Regions from separate parts of the Mus musculus genome. Here region 2 is linked to region 1. The links are chromatin loops, found by intact Hi-C in ENCODE. Cell type or tissue: left cerebral cortex. All regions are shown on one strand.

What was found. Hi-C counts contacts between places; a loop is a spot of excess contacts. Peaks named below come from ENCODE experiments on the same cell type or tissue, not always from the same donor. Only the 100,000 strongest peaks of a DNase experiment are listed, where the experiment ranks them.
Region 2: a loop joins it to region 1, with 1.8 times the contacts of the local background. A loop is called at or near these places in 1 of 42 quality-filtered maps.

What each region holds. Positions count from the first base shown.
Region 1 is chr5:115,007,457-115,015,456 of GRCm38, forward strand. It overlaps Sppl3 (signal peptide peptidase 3), which reads left to right and starts at 4,068. Exons shown (of 11, transcript NM_029012.2): 1 at 4,068-4,159. The coding sequence starts at 4,137. In left cerebral cortex, no CTCF peak of the experiment used is centred here; DNase peaks (open chromatin) are centred at 3,612, 4,346, 4,507 and 4,758; H3K4me3 peaks cover 2,729 bases; H3K27ac peaks cover 1,227 bases.
Region 2 is chr5:115,261,341-115,269,340 of GRCm38, forward strand. The region is part of intron 1 of Rnf10 (ring finger protein 10); the gene reads right to left. Among named protein-coding and RNA genes, the nearest start is that of Rnf10, 7.6 kb to the right of the region's middle. In left cerebral cortex, no CTCF peak of the experiment used is centred here; no DNase peak of the experiment used is centred here; H3K4me3 peaks cover 245 bases.

The DNA of each region.
Region 1 (8,000 bases):
TACAAGAAGGTCGGGTAAGGAAGCTGTCTGGGCCTCATCACAGAAAATGGCAGCAAAAGAGAAGACATGGGCACCAGGTGTCTGGGGAAGACCGACTACCCCTGCCTATTGGTGCGGTGTCAGGGAGAAGACACAAGTGAGATACTGGCTCTGAGGATGAGAGCATGCTTAAGCCGGGCCTGGCAATGCCTGCTCCCCGGAGTCTGTGCCTGAGGCGGATGATGGGTCCTGGGAGGCTCTCCCCGGAGTCTGTGCCTGAGGCGGATGATGGGTCCTGGGAGGCTCTCCAAGGCTCCTTTGAACATGTTCAGTGGGTAGAACCTATAATTACCATGGGGATAATTAGAGGCGCTTTCATGCTCTCTTTCAACAAATATTACACAAGCTATGGCCCTCTCATCTTGGGAGGGGTGGGGTGGAGTTGGTGGAGATCAGAGTGCCCCTCCTGGGGGGGCGGGCAGCCAACACCTGAAGCCTTGCCAAACACACCTGACTCCTGGCCAAAGCTCAGAGTGTTGGAGATACACCTGGGGCTGCTCCAGCTTAGAGCTGAGTGTCTCTGGCACGGGCACTGAAAGTCACTCTTTGACTTCCAACCAATGCTAGGGCTCCAGTTCATTCCGGTCTGGCCTTTCCAGAAGACCACAAGTCTGTGGTGCTCTTGATGGTGACCTGGAGATGCCTCCTGCATCCTGACAGGCTTAGCCTTCGATGCCTGAGCCACCAGGCTCTGGGCTTTGTCTTCATCTCTAGGGACCGTGCACACGGGGTTTCTGGGGCCTGGGAGACCTTCCCAGCCCCACCTAGGGCAATTTGGTTCTTGTCATAGGCTCTGTGTGTTTTCCTGGGAACCATTTTGGGAGCTTCTGGTTAGCGCAGAGTCTTCTGTTCTAGGGAGGCGTTGGGTTTGTTATCTCGGTCACTTCAGCTCCACTCTCCTCAGACTACTCACTTGGCCTAATCTTCTGTGACTCACTGCGACTCAAGCCTAAGAGAATTGCCCAGAGGCGCCTGCTTGTCATTTCTGTTTTGTTAGCTACTTGTCTGGTCTGTTTTGTTCCCAACTCCCTTGAGAAAGTTCTGGCACCTCCCATAGCCACACCTGGTTATGGCTTCAGGCCTTTCCCATGGGATCTGAAACCCCAGTCACTCCGCTTGGAGACTCAGAGTGACTGTGTCACGCTTAAGGTCACAACTGGCTTTTTTGCAGAAGTACCTAGAATTGTTAAGGCTTCTGCAAATGTCAAGAATTTGGGCTTCGCCCCGGGCGTGGTGGCACTCGCCTTTAATCCCAGCACTCGGGAGGCAGAGGCAGGCGGATTTCTTTCTTTTTTTTTGTTTTTTTTGAGACAGGGTTTCTCTGTGTAGCCCTGGCTGTCCTGGAACTCACTCGTAGACCAGGCTGGCCTCGAACTCAGAAATCCTCCTGCCTCTGCCTCCCGAGTGCTGGAATTAAAGGTGTGCGCCACCACACCCGGCTTTTACCTTTTTTTTTTTTTTTTTTGGTTTGAAACCCTGTCTTGAAAAACCAAAAAAAAAACCAAAAAAAAAAAAAAAAAAAAAAAAAAGAAAAAGAAAGAAAGAAAGAGAAAGAAAAGAATTTGGGCTTCACTGTTTCATCTCCCCAGGACACCAGGGGTTTGGGTTGGGCAGAGGTTTGAAGGCTGATACCTTTCTAGCTAGAAAAAGGTGGTTTTATTGAGACCTTGGGTTAAACCCTCTCTGACACCTTTTCTTGGCCTCTCTGGTGATACTAAGGAGGGGGCCACCTAGAACCTGGCTGGTCCCAGCACCTGGAATGTGGCGGGGGTGGGGTGGGAGTGGGGGGAGAGGAAGGCGGAAGGTATGTGGGAATAGTGAACTTGGCCTTTTCACGAAAGGCTTCCTTTCCCCCTGGAGAACAAGCAAACAGAACCTGTATATAGGGCAGTGGCCAACTGACCTCTCCGGTGACAGAGTCAGGGTGTGGCATTCCCTGTAAGCCTGGGCAGGCCCTGGGAAACTAAAAGAGTCAGAGCCTGGCTTAATGATGGGCGAGCCGGAGAGGATCCTGAATGGGCAGGTACTGGAGACTTGCTCTGCAAAGGGAGAAAGAGATAGGGTTTCTGGGAAGCGTACTGTGTTCGTTAGCCAAGCATGGCCCCCAAACCTCATCTTTCCATTCACAAGCATAGTGACTGAGCGGGAGGCCTAGGGAGGCCTTCAGAGCATGGTCTCCACCCATCATTTTAGTGTCTTTGTCCAACAACCTGTGGCATAAACTGTTCATTCCTGCCTGGTTCCAAGCTCAGCCCAGAAATTCCCATTACTGGGTCTTGCTCTCTGCCGCTCTCTTGGCAAAATGATTTTTCTGTTGGTAAGCCTCTTGTGGTCTGAGGATGTCTCACTCCTGCCTGAGAAAATGTTCTCCAATGCCTTTGGGGAGGGGGTTCAGTTCATTGTACCATCCTGTCTTTACCTCAGGCCTACGTTCCTGAGGTTGGTCTCTGGTCCACCACAGCTTTCTTTCTTCTTCTTCTTTCTTTCTTCTTTCAAGATTTCATTAGCTCAGGCTGGCTTTAAACTTTGTGCCAAAGTCTGTAAGTCAAATTCTCTGCATATCTGAGGATGACCTTGATCTATTGCTCAGTATACACCCCTCCCCCCAAGGCCCACCTACTACAGTTCTGGGAGTACAGTGTCTCGTGGTCTAGTTTTGTTGCTTTAAAAATCCTCCACGTGTCCCTTCAGCCTGATAACCAGTGAACTTTTTGCTGTTTCCATAGTCATTTTTCCAGAATGTCATGTGGTCAGAAACATACACTGTGTAGCTTAAATATGTTTCCTCATCTCTTGCTATATGCTTCTTCACGTTTCTCCCTGTCTTTCATTAACTCATTATAGAGTCTCTCTATGTATTCTTGGCTGGCCTGGAACTCACTATGTAGACCAGGCTGGCCGCAAACTCTTAGAGATCTGCCTGCCTTTGCTGGGATTAAAGGCACGCACCACTAGGCCTGGGTTTTTAAATTTTTTTTCCTAACACATGGTCACACACAACGCTCTAACAACTGAGTTATGCCCATTCACCCTATCAAAGTAGCCTGCACCCTTCCTTTAGTCTCTATTAATTGCTCTCCATTATTAATAGCCCCATGACTCTGAAATAATCTTCGTGCTTTAGCCAGCTCGAACCACCTATGTCTCTTCCCTGAGAATATGCATGTAAGGACAAGGGCCTAGGTGAAGGCGCTGACGCCTAGCTGGCACCCAACAAGGACCCCGCTGATCGCTTCTATGAAGACGAGCATGGTAGCATTTGACTTGGCACCAGGCGCCGCGAAGGGACGTTTGCAGAAACCAAGGAGGGGGACCGCGCAGCGCGGGAACCCGAATGCAGCGCTCTGTCCGCATTTTGACAGTTGACTGGCAGCTGAGGACCCAGGGACAGCCGACGGTGGATGATGGAAGGTTGACAGCTGAGTGGCAGTCAACCGCCGCGCACCGGGGAGGACCACTGCGCGCCCAAGGGGCCTAGCGCGCGGCGGCCGCTGCAGCTAACCGTAGCCCCGAGCCGACCTGGGCTGAGCGCTCCGCGCATGGGCAGCGCGCGCGAGGGGGCGGGGCGCCGGGGTCACGTGAGCGTGTTTTGGGCACGTGACCAGCGGCCCGGGCTCGCCCCCGCCCGCTCGCTCGCTCCCTCCTCCCTCGGCGGGCGGGTGTGCTTCGAGCGGCCTCGCCTCACCGCCTAGCGCCCCCCTCAGCCGTTGCTGCCGCCGCTGCCGCCGCCGCCGCCGGCCATGTCCCCCGGCCGCCGCCGCCGCCGCCCGAGCGCGGCGCTCCCGCGGCCCGGCGCGCACTGAGCGCGGGCCCGAGCCACCGTTTCGGGGCCCTTGTTCTCCGCGCCGCCGCCGCCGCCGCCATGTTGGGTTTGGAGCCGCAGCGGAGCCGCCGCCGCCGCCGCGGCTGACGAGGCCGAGCGCGGAGCCCGGGGCCCGCGCCCGCTCCGGGGCCCAGGGAGCGGGGCCCGTCGGAGTCTGTCGGAGCCCGACTGCCTGTCCTCCGTGCGAGCGAGTGAAGGAGCGAGCCGCCGGGGCCCCCGGCCGCGCCCTCTGCCGCCGGCCGAGCGAGCCGCGGAGCCCCCGAGAGGCAGCACCATGGCGGAACAGACCTATTCGTGGTGAGTGCGGGCTTTTGGGGACGAGGAGGCCGGGCCGGGCCGGGCCGCAGGTGCTCGCGGGGCTCGGGGTGCGGGCCGCTGGGCGTCCTCCGAGCCCGGGGGAGGGGCGGTCATTCGAGCCGCGCAGCGGAACCGACTGGCGCGGGTGCTGGCGGGCCAGGGGGGAAGCTGGAGAAGGGTGGGCAGAGAACGGGCCCGGGCGAAGGTGTACCCCACTCTCGGCGAGAACAGGTGGTAAGAGGCACAACTTGCAAGTAGTGAGGGCGGGAGCGACCGCTTCCGCGGTGGGCAGAGGCCCTGCGGCCCCGTGATCGAGCCCTGGCACAGCGGAGAGGGGGAGTCTTGTTCCAGGATGGCCACATTCTGTAAAGGAAGTCGTCGGTAGCAGCGGGGTCATGGGTAGTCTTTGTAAAGGGGTTGGTACTCTGCTCTGGGGATTCGAAGAGTGCTGGCCGGTGTTCTGGGGGTGGAGGGCTCGATCACGGGAATGTGTGTGTGTGTCCGTCCAGGTTGAGTCCCCCTGCCTGTGGGACTTTTTTTAGCAGCGTGTTTAGGGCTGAGGCACACACACTTGTGATTTACAGGGGGGAGGTGACAGATGCGTCCAAGTTTGGGGGGAAAGAGGTGAGAAGGGCAGAGGCGTGGAGTGTTTGCCGCGGAAGGAGGTTGGTTGTACCGGGGGCGAGTGGGAATGGTGTAGTTGAGCTGTGGCTTGAGGGTGAGAAAACAGGAGATGGGTGGGTTGGTGGTAGGTACCGGGCGGGCGGGGAACCTGGTCGCTGCAGCCTAAGAGATCGGAGATGGTTTCAAGCACTTGTGGCTTGGTACCAGAACTGTCGACTTTTCCGAAGAGTGGGGTTGAAGGTCCGCTTCGTTTTGTAATTGGAAAAGTGAGTTAGTTCTTCATTCCTGGACCCTAAACCTTTAAGTACCAGAATTGCCTTTTCCCTAACCTGTACAGATTGTGTGGCTACCTTCGGAAAAGTGAGTTAGTTCTTCATTCCTTGACCCTAAACCTTTAAGTACCAGAATTGCCTTTTCCCTAACCTGTACAGATTGTGTGGCTACCTTCCCAAAGCACGGGGCAAACTGTCAAGTGTTGGGAGCGTAAGTGAGCTGTAACTACCATAGGGAGACAGTAAAAGAGCCGGGTTATACACGAAAACAAGGGATGGTTATGCTAAGTCGGGAGCTCACTGTGTCCTGATGGAGGGTTAGTGATCGAACATGCTTTAGTAATGCAAACGGCAGCGATGTATGCACAATCTGAAAAAGAAGGTAACTGGGAAGTTGAGAGGAAATAACTAAAAGAAAAGTTGGGTTTTGGTGGCTCCAGTTGTGGTTTAAAAGGACAGACTAATAGTTGTGAGCAGCAGTGAGGGAGGGGCATCTCAATGGCAGGTGGGATTCAGTTTCTTACCTGCAGATGGACTAGGTAATGTTGGTGCTGCCATGGGCACTGGCAACACCTAGAGCTTGCTTGTCCTGCCCCACGAGGACTCCTCTGTGAATCCTCATGGCTGCCTTGTTGGTTTGGTTTGGTTTTGAACTGTACTGTAAAAAGAATATGGATTGGTTGAAAAAAAAATACCAGTGATGAGGAACTGGGGAAAGTGCTGTGTGCAACACACATTCGCAGCCCCAGTTTGGAGCCACAGAGTGATGTCCTGTGTGTAACATTGAAGGTGAAAGTGCCTTAATGGGTAGGTAGGCCACCTACAGCTTGTGTGGTGCTTGTGGGCTAGGTAAAGAGACTACTTTGTGGAGGCTGATCATTTATATGATAAACTCTCTTGAAACACTCCCTTGGGTCTTGACTTTATTTGATGGAATAAAGGAAGCAATCGAGTGAGTGCCTTGCCATCAGGACCCTCAGCCCCTCCTTTCCAGCTTGTTTTCAGGAGCAGAGTCCACAGTGTCCTGAGGAAGGATGGTGCACAGGGGAGAGGGCTGGGAAGCTCGGCCCCTACCCTGTTTTCTGGTTCTTCCAAGTCAACCAGGGCACAAGAACTAAACACACAGTATTTGGCAGATAGTTCTCACATGTCTCTAAGGAGGGGAAATCTTCCGTATTTCAGAGGAGGACACAGGCTCAGGAGGCCAAGTGATGTGTCCTGAGTATGTGGCCCATGATGCTTTGTGAACTCTCTGCTTCACCTATTCTCACAGAAATATCAGAATGCAAGAGCTATTCTGGACATATATGGAAGCTGAAGTTTGGATTTTTTTGGTCATTCTTCACTTGTTTTTTTTAGACTTATTTATTATTATATGTAAGTACACTGTAGCTGTCTTCAGACACACCAGAAGGGAGCATCAGATATCATTATGGGTGGTTGTGAGCTACCATGTGGTTGCTGGGATTTGAACTCAGGCAGGACCTTTGGAAGAGCAGTCAGTGCTCTTAACCGCTGAGCCACATCTCTCCAGCCCTTCACTTGGGTTTTATAGATATATATAAAAATGATACTTTAAAAACAGAATCAAGTGTGATTATTTGTATTCTGCATTTAGGAAGAATGTAGTTTTATCTGAGAACAAATCCCAGAAGGGATGTAGTATTTAAAAATAGGCTTATGTTATAGCCTCTGACATGTAAGTTACATATAAAGCAAGATTGCTGGGATTGGTCAATACTGTGATGAGCTCACAAGTTTGTTATTTTATTCTGTTGACTTGTACATATTTAACTTTTTTGTAATATTAAAAAAAATGGACCCTACCTATAAGATCATGTGGTTCTGATTTCTTGTACATGTTCATTTCCTAGAAAATTTTGTCACTCAAAGGTCTAGCTCAAGCTCCATCTATCTGAAGTGTGTTCTGCCCATTCCTGAAGGCAGTCTTGTTATTTTTAGTACTTGTGGTCCTGTCTGCATCACCTCTTCCACTTGTTATGTAAATCCTGAGCCTGGTCACTGTCCTTTGAGAGAGAGGGCTGTGGTACACCTGCCCTTTAGCCTCTTCTAGTGCCTAACACAGTGTCTGGCACACAGCTTTTGTCCAGGAAACCCTGTGTGGTGAGTATGACAGGGGCTACTGCAGGATTCCTGTCTACTAGGTTTCCTGATGTCCCATCATATTTACAATATGGTGTCATACTTTGTTTAGTCTTCTGAGACAAGGCCCACTGTGGCATCCAAGCTGACCTGGAACACATGATTTCAAGCCGACCTTGTAATCACTAGGTCAGCTACCTGCTTATCTTTTGGATGCTGGACAACAAGCCAGCAACACTGCTCCCTCTTGAAGTTTGGAAGGATGCCAGGATCTTCTTTTTTCTATTTGTTTTGGTTAGCCTTTGGTTTTTATTTGTTTGTTTTGTTGTTTTGGGCTTTTTCTTTTCTTTCTCTCTTTCCATCTTTCTTTCTTTCTTTCTTTCTTTCTTTCTTTCTTTCTTTCTTTCTTTCTTTCTTTCTTTCTTTCTTTCTTTTTTTGGGACACAGGTTGCTCCAAGTTTAAGGCTGGCCTGAGAATGGCTTTATACTCCTGACCTTTCTGCACCTCCTCTTCCGTGCTGGGATCATGGGCAATGCTGCCACATGGGTTCCCCTAGTGCTGGGGGGGGGGGGGGTTCAGACCCAGGGCTTTACTCACTCACATTATGCAAGTAGTCACCTACTGAGTGCATCCCAGCCTCCCGAAAGCCTCATGAATTAACCGTCCTTTTTACTCTGAGGAAGTAAAAGAATGCATGCAAACACACGAACTGAAAGTTGAAGGGAAACACTTGCCCAGTGTGTACTTATGAGTAGTTGTTTCAGTGTAAGTACTGTGAGAAGCCTGAACTTGGCACTTGAAATCAATGCAATCTTTGTGTAGGATTGCACTTGAACCTGCT
Region 2 (8,000 bases), 250 kb after region 1:
GGTCTGGAAAAAAATAAGCTCAGTCACCTGGCTTGGCAGCAGGTTCTTACTCAGTGAGCCGTCTCTCTGGACCATGGGGAAATTCAATGGAGCAGACAATGGAGTTCAGATCCCCCAGAACCCATTTAATGGAAGGCAAGTAAGACAACTGTAATTCCAGAACCAGGAGCCGGGAGCCAGCGCATTAGAGTAACCAGAAATCTGCAAGTTCCAGTTTCAGTGAGAGACCCTACCTCAATCCACAAATAAATAATATATAAATATGAGTCTGTCTCAAATAAAGCTGAAGTCTAAAGAGGTGGATCAGTGTTAAAAGCACTTGTTGCTCTTTTAGAAGACCTAAGTTCAGCTTAGCACCCACATGGTGGTTCATGATGTCTGTAACTCCAGTCCCAAGGGGTCCAATGCCCTCTTCTGACCTCTGCGGGCACCAGGCAAGAATATGGTGCACACATATAAATGCAGGCAAACACACACATAAAATAATTACCTATTCTTCAAAAGCACAATTAATGGCTACCCAATTGCCTGCCGTGAGGATAACATAACCAATACATTTAGTAATGTCTTTTTTCTAATTTCACATAACAGTACTGAAGATTATTTTATAAGGTCTATATAGTATGTCAAATATTCAAAGTGAAACGAGATTATGAAGTACAATCATAAAAGCCCATTACATATCCTGAAGTTGCTTTGTAGAACTTAATGATGACTGATTTCTATCCTAACAGCATCATAAAAGAGAACAGGAAGTTCACCACATCCCTGTTAATAACAGTAGCAATTGAATAAACTTTGTTCACATACAAGGAACAAATGGCTTCTGGTTACTTTACTTAGATTTTTTGATTTTCTTTTTAAACCTGAATTTCTCTTAATTAGCAAAAGATACTTCCAGGCTATCTGTTGACCAAATATCTATACTCTGGGTAAAGAGCCTGCTTGCTCAGTTTCATTGGGAGACCGGGTCTCATGTGGCCCCAGGCCGGCCTCAGGCCCCCTACACTTGTGAGGATGACCTGAAACCCAGTTCTCCTGTCTCTACCTCCCAAGTGCTAGAATTACAGGTGTGCACCACTGGCTCTGGGCTGTCCATTTTCCTTTTCTTACTAAGAAGACAAACTTCAGGAAATTGTTGCCAGTATCCACAAATCACTAATAAGTTTTTTTTTTCCCTTTTTTGAGACAAGGTTTGTGTAGCACTGGCCATTGTCTTGAAAGTCACAAAGATCCACCTGCCTCTGCCTCCCAAGTGCTGGGATTAAAGGCGTGCGCCACTAACATCCAGCATGACTAATGAGCTTTAACAAGGAACATGGGTCCGTACACTATCTAAGCCAGTACTAGCTTAGACAGAGGGGAGGGAGGGGTAAGAGGCTCAGTTGAGTGTAAACTACTTAGTCTGCAAGCAGGAGGCTCTGCCTGAGGACCCGCATTAGGCTAGATGGATCCAGTGCACAGCTCCAGCTCCAGGGGAGGTAGACGCAGTTGATTCCAGGGGCTTCATCAACAGCCAGTTTAGTCAAAAAGGCAACTTCCCAGATCAGTGAGAGATACAGTCTCAAAAAAATAAAGTGGAGACGCTAGAGAGAGTCTCCCGCCCGTCACTGATGTCTATCTTCACATGTACATTCAAGGGTGAGAGCATGCACAAATACATGTGCACACCCAAACACAAGTGAAAGGCAAAACAACGCTTATCAAGAAAGGTGATGTAGGTGCGGCAGGCAGCGGAGGTGTTAGTGGCGGCTGCAGCTGGTACAGTCTACCAAGAGGCCAGAGGGCAGACTTACGCTGACTATGAGTCTGTGAATGAGTGCATAGAAGGTGTTTGTAAAATGGATGAAGAACATCTGAAGAGAATGAATCCCAACAGCCCTTCCATCACATAGGATATCAGTCAGTTGTTTGATTTCATTGACGGTCTGGCAGACCTCAGCTGTCTGGTTTACGGAGCTGATACACAGACATACCAGCTGTATAACAAAGACTGGATCAAAGAGAAGATCTACGTGCTCCTCCGTCGGCAGGCCCAACAGGCTGGGAAGTAATTGAGTCGGAAGCACTGGGGCTGGGGGTGGACTTGGAACAGGTACATACAGCGTGCTGTAGTGAACCTTTTGTATGATAGCGATCCTGTTTCAACTTTGTTATACTCAAGCCAAGATTGAATGTCTGACATGAACCGTGAATGATCTTGTCACCCTGAAGCCACCGTGGCCCCTTTGCTCCTTTACTTTCATTTTTTTACTTAAACATTTTTATGATAATACAAATAGAAAACATTTTTGCCATTTAAGGTTGGTTCCAGTCCTTGAAACTATCTGAGTCTGCTTTATAGCAGTGAGCCCTTCGTAGGGGGTGGGGTGCGGACAAGGTTAGTTATAGCCTCTGGGAAAGTCTCAGTGAAAAATAAAGAAATGGTCTGTAGTTGTTGTAGGAAGGAAGGAAGGAAGGAAGGAAGGAAGGAAGGAAGGAGAAGAGAAGAGAAGAGAAGAGAAGAGAAGAGAAGAGAAGAGAAGAGAAGAGAAGAGAAGAGGACCAACATGCCAGAGTGACTGCTACCAAATCTGAGTTCAAGTCCGAACCCCACAGGGTGGAAGTAGAGAACCTTACCCTGCAGCTGCCTTCTGACTTACACTTATACACACACACACACACACACACACACACACACACACACACACCATGGCATGTTCCTGAGCCCATGAACCTCAGGGCTTCTCTCATCTTTGCTTCCCCAGCATTCTTCCTTGGTCTGTCCTGCTGACCCGAGCCTAGTCTGAGGCCTGACTGTCTCTGCTAGGTAGTGCTACCTCTGCTGATTCGTGTCTGCTAGCTCAACTCTACGGAACTGGACCACTGGTATATCCATGAAGTATCTGTGAGTGGATGGAGCTGCAGCTGCTAACCTGTGAACTGAATTTTGGATTTCCAGACAACAGATGGAAGTTGTTGCAATACCCTTTGTAAACAGGTCCTCTTTTCCCCCTATTCTTTCTTTTCTACTACCTCTGGTGGGTGGTGGGTTGCAAGGGAGGTTATAGTGTTTAAGAAACATTATTAAGGCCGGGTGTGGTGGCACACGCCTTTAATCCCAGCACTCCGGAGGCAGAGGCAGGCGGATTTCTGAGTTTGAGGCCAGCCTGGTCTACAAAGTGAGTTCCAGGACAGCCAGGACTATACAGAGAAACTCTGTCTCGAAAAACCAAAAAAAAAAAAAAAAAAAAAAAAAAAAGAACCATTATTAAAAATAAGGTTTGAAAAAAAGTTACAGGGCATATATATATATAGATATAGATATAGGTGCCATACACCTTTAATCAAAGTATTGTAAGGCAGAGGCAGGAAGATCTTTTGAGTTCCAGAACAGCCAGGACTATACATAGAAACCCTGTCTCAAACAAACAAACAAACATACATGTCTACATGCACAAAATTCTGGCTTTAGGGGCTGGAGAAATGGCTCCGTAATAAACACTTGCTGCTCTCCCTCCCAGAGGATCCAAACTAGTTTCCTTGCACCCATGTGGTGCCTCACAACTCTAAGCCACATTCTTAGTTCTCAGAAATCCAATACTCCTCTCTTCTGGCCTCTGAAGACACCTGGTATATATATGACACATACAAACACACACACACACACACAGGCAAAATGCTCAAGTGTGGAGCTGAAAGGACAGGTCAAAAGTTAAGAGTACTTCTCGCCCTTCCAGGGACCCCAGGTTTGGTTCCTAGCACTTACAAGTAGATCACAACCATCCCTAACATCAGTTCCAAGACACACTCACACACATAAAACTTACCTAACAAAAAAGGTCTGGGCTTGATCATCAGCACACCATAAAATCGGATGCAGACAACAAGCTGGATGTGGTAGCACACACCTGCCATCCCCGCACTTGAGAAATGGAGAATCACAAGTTCCATGGCAGCATGGGCTAGAGTATGACACCTTGTCTCAAAATACACACAAGCACACACTAAAAGAAACACACCCGTAAAGAAAACATATCCAGGCCAGGCAGTGGTGGCGCACGTCTTTAATCCTAGCACCTGGGAGGCAGGGGCAGGCGGATTTCTGAGTTCGAGGCCAGCCTGGTCTACAGAGTGAGTTTCAGGACAGCCAGGGCTACACAGAGAAACCCTGTCTCGGGAAAAAAAAAAAAAAAAAAGAAAGAAAGAAAGGAAAAAAAAAGAAAAACATATCCAGCTACTGACAACAACCTTTTTCTTTTCTGCAAACACCTCTACTTTGTCTGCTTAGAGTTCTTTTTAAAATATAATAAATAAATATGGTGTGCTTCAGGATTTTCATGTGTGGAAATTTTCGTGTGTATACTAATCTCTGTGTCCGTGGAATGTTAGTTCACGCAGGCAACCTGGTGAGCTTTTAGGAGGTTCCTGCACAACCTCACCCTCAAAGATTGTGCCTCTCATATAAAAACATTACTGTTTTAAAAGAGGTAAGCACTTTTTTTTTAAATTAGGCTCTCACTCTACAGTTTAGGCTAGCCGAGAACTCACTACCTCGTAGCTCATACTGGCCTCAAGCCCAAGCCAATCCTTTGAAAGCACAGGCCCAAGCAAGCACACCCAGCTGCTGCTGGAGCAAATAACTACAAAGAGACCGTGTCTACATACAGCACAAGCTTATCATACAGCAGGCTAAAGACCTAAGACAAAAGAGACATGAGTCCAATTTAACTACATCTACTGAGAGAGACAGACAGAGATAGAGACACACCACTACCACCACCACAGTGTGTATGTGGAGGTCAAAGGACAACCTGCAGAGGTTGGTTCTCTCCTTCTACCATGTGGTCTCAGGGACTGACTCAATTTAGGTGGTCAGACTTGGTGGTAACAGCCTTTACCTGCTGAGCCATCTCGCCAGCTCATAAATCCAAACTTTGAAAGCAATCACACCCCCAAGGAAGAATGGAAGCCACACCAGCCACTCCAAACCTAGCCAGCTGCAGCCAAGGAATCAAGCTAACAAGCTACAGAGGATGGCAGCAGGAAGAGAACAGGTTACCACACAAAACTGCCAAGGCACGTTCACTCCTTAACTGCAGACAGTAACTGGAATTGAGAGTTGGAATGGGGGCTGGAGAGCAGCTTACAGGCCTATGGCCACCCAACCTTCACCCAGCACCAAGCCACTGTTGAGCATAGCGCAGCGCCACTGTAGCAGGTGGCAATCTGCATGGTGGCACACCCGTAACCCAGCACCTGGGAAACAAAACCAGTCTCAAAGCCAAGCATGTCTGTGCACCACACAAATGCCAAGTGCCCACGGAGGCCAGAAGAGGGTGATGGAGCTCCTGACACTCCAGAGTTCCTGACAGATGTGAGCTGCCATGCAGATGCTAGGACTTAAACCTGCATTCTTTGGAAGAGGAACTTAATTTTAGAGCCCCCTCTCTCCAGCCTCAGGATAAAAAAGAAAAGAAAAAAGGGGGAAAAAAGCAAAGAAAGGAAGAGAGAAAACACATTCCCCAAATCTTGTTATCTGAAGCTGACAGAACATGACTCTTAACTGTAGCTCTCAAGAGCTATGTCACCCTCAAGTGTAGTTTAGTGGCAGTGCTTGACTAACACACAGGGCCTAGGCTTGATCACCAGCACGGCTTGTGTAGATCTGGATGATCGCGGAGTTCCACACTGACAAGACTGAAGACGAAGCAGCACTCAGGGCAACTGCTGGTTTCTTCATTTTTATTACCACACTCTCTGGGAAATGGTTTCCTAAGACCCGCTGTAATGGACAGTGAACTGAGTATTTCTAAATCAGATTACAACAATTGACCACATAAGGATTTATGATTTCAGGCAAAAAAAAAAAAAAAAAAAAAAATCAACTCCCTTCTCTCTTGGTCTTCCAAATACCACAAAGTCTGAAGGGAGACATCTCAAGTGAGAAACCAACCGGCTCTTATCTCCAAACCCAGCCAACACGCAGCTGAGGACTGATCCTACTGTCCTGCCTGGGACCCAAAGATAAAATTCACAGTGCTATTTTTGAAATGTTTTCTAGACAACTTGCCAGGACACACTAGTGAATAACCAGGGAGAAACGGCCCTCCTCTCTCAGAAGGAACAAGAGGACCCACATCAGATTTTGGAAAATAAGTTTCTAGAAGAATTTTATTTTATGATTTTATTTGTCTTCTCCATTTCTTTGTTTTCATTTTTGTTATGTTGTTTCTGGCCCACTCTTAAACCTCAGACTGGCAGTTCCCAGTTCCAGCTGTGCATCAGGGTCACTTCCAGGGCTTTAAGATTATGAATGCTGCCCGGTGCTGCAGTTCTCGGGAGGTTGAGGACAGGAGAATACAGATGAGAACTCAAGCCCAGCCTGGACTAAGTAGCAAGTTCAAGGCCAGCTTAAACTATGCAGCAAGGCTAAGTCTAAGAAATTAAGGAAAAAGAGAGGTGGGAGAGGGAGGTCAAGCAAGCTGGGCCTAGTAGCACGGGCCTGGGATCTCAGTCACTCAGGAGGCCATTGCCATGAGGTCACAAGCCCAAGGCCTGCCTGCTTGGCTACAAACTCAGTTTAAGCCAATCCCAGCTAATGCTCAAATGATAATTTTTTTTTTTTTTTTTTAAAGATTTATTTATTTATTTATTATATGTAAGTACACTGTAGTTGTCTTCAGACACTCCAGAAGAGGGAGTCAGATCTTGTTACAGATGGCTGTGAGCCACCATGTGGTTGCTGGGATTTGAACTCTGGACCTTCGGAAGAACAGTCGGGTGCTCTTACCCACTGAGCCATCTCACCAGCCCTCAAATGATAATTTTTAAAAGAGGCTGGAGACACAACTCAGTGACCAAGTCCCTGCCTAACTTACACCAGGCTCAGAACCCAGTGTCAAAAATAAATAGATAATAGAGCTAGAGCTAGAGCTAGCTCAGGAGTTAAGAATCCCTGACTTTCCTTTTCCAGAGGACCCTCACTGGGTCCACACAATCATCTGTGACTGTACAGGAATTCAGGTGCCAGCACTCACAGGACACTGGGTGTCCAGCACAACCTTTAACCCTAGCTGTGAGGGGACAGCAACATTTAAGTCTGATTACCCAGTAACCCAGCTTCTGATCCCAGGTGACAGGAACAAAGTCAGCACAGTGGTTCACACTGCCAACCTCAAAATAACTGCTTCATAATACCCGACCTTCCCTTAACCTCCGCCTCGGGAGGAGGAACAAGAGCAGGGTTCCTGGACAGGGACTACAGCTGGCCTACAAATCCCTGACCTGTCTTGTCTATAAATATTTACTTTCTCTGTTCTTTCTCTATGGCATCCCCTGGTCCCTAAATTTCTTCTCTCCTCTGGGCTGTATTGTTGGGACAGTCTCTTGGTAAACTCTTCTAACAGTCTTAGCCCTGCTGGAAGAAAGCTGTAGAAATATAGCCAGAAACGGGATGTTTTGTTAAGTATTCAAGGCAATTAGCCAAGGCTGTAGACTAAAAGATCAAGAAACTCCTGGTAGTCAGATTTACCTATGACAGCATACCAGTGAAGAGCAAGCATAAGCTAGCCACAGAAAACAAACATATCAGATATATTTATGTAGTTAGAAAGCAAAGGACCACTTACAAACTTCCACAGCTTACAGATGCCGAGGGAGGGAGAGGCTAAGCCATGGTGGTGACACACACCTACAGCTCCAACACAGGCCCCTCAGGAACCTCAAGGCAGAATGGGGTCTGGTTCCTGAGACATGAAACTGTCTCCAGAAACCAAACACATTTTGTGTGTTTTTCTTTGTGTTGGCAAAAGAAAGTGAAATGGTATCTTCATTCCACAATCCCATTCTTCCGAGTCAGGACTCTGAAACAGTCCTGACACTACCCACTGCTCCGTGCACATCTTAGTCACATCTCCTTCTCTAGCAGACCTCTCAATGGCAATGCTTTCTCATGTTGTTGGCAACAGAGTCTTACTATGTGACCAGGAAGCCCTGGAACTTGCTCAGTAGCCCAGGGT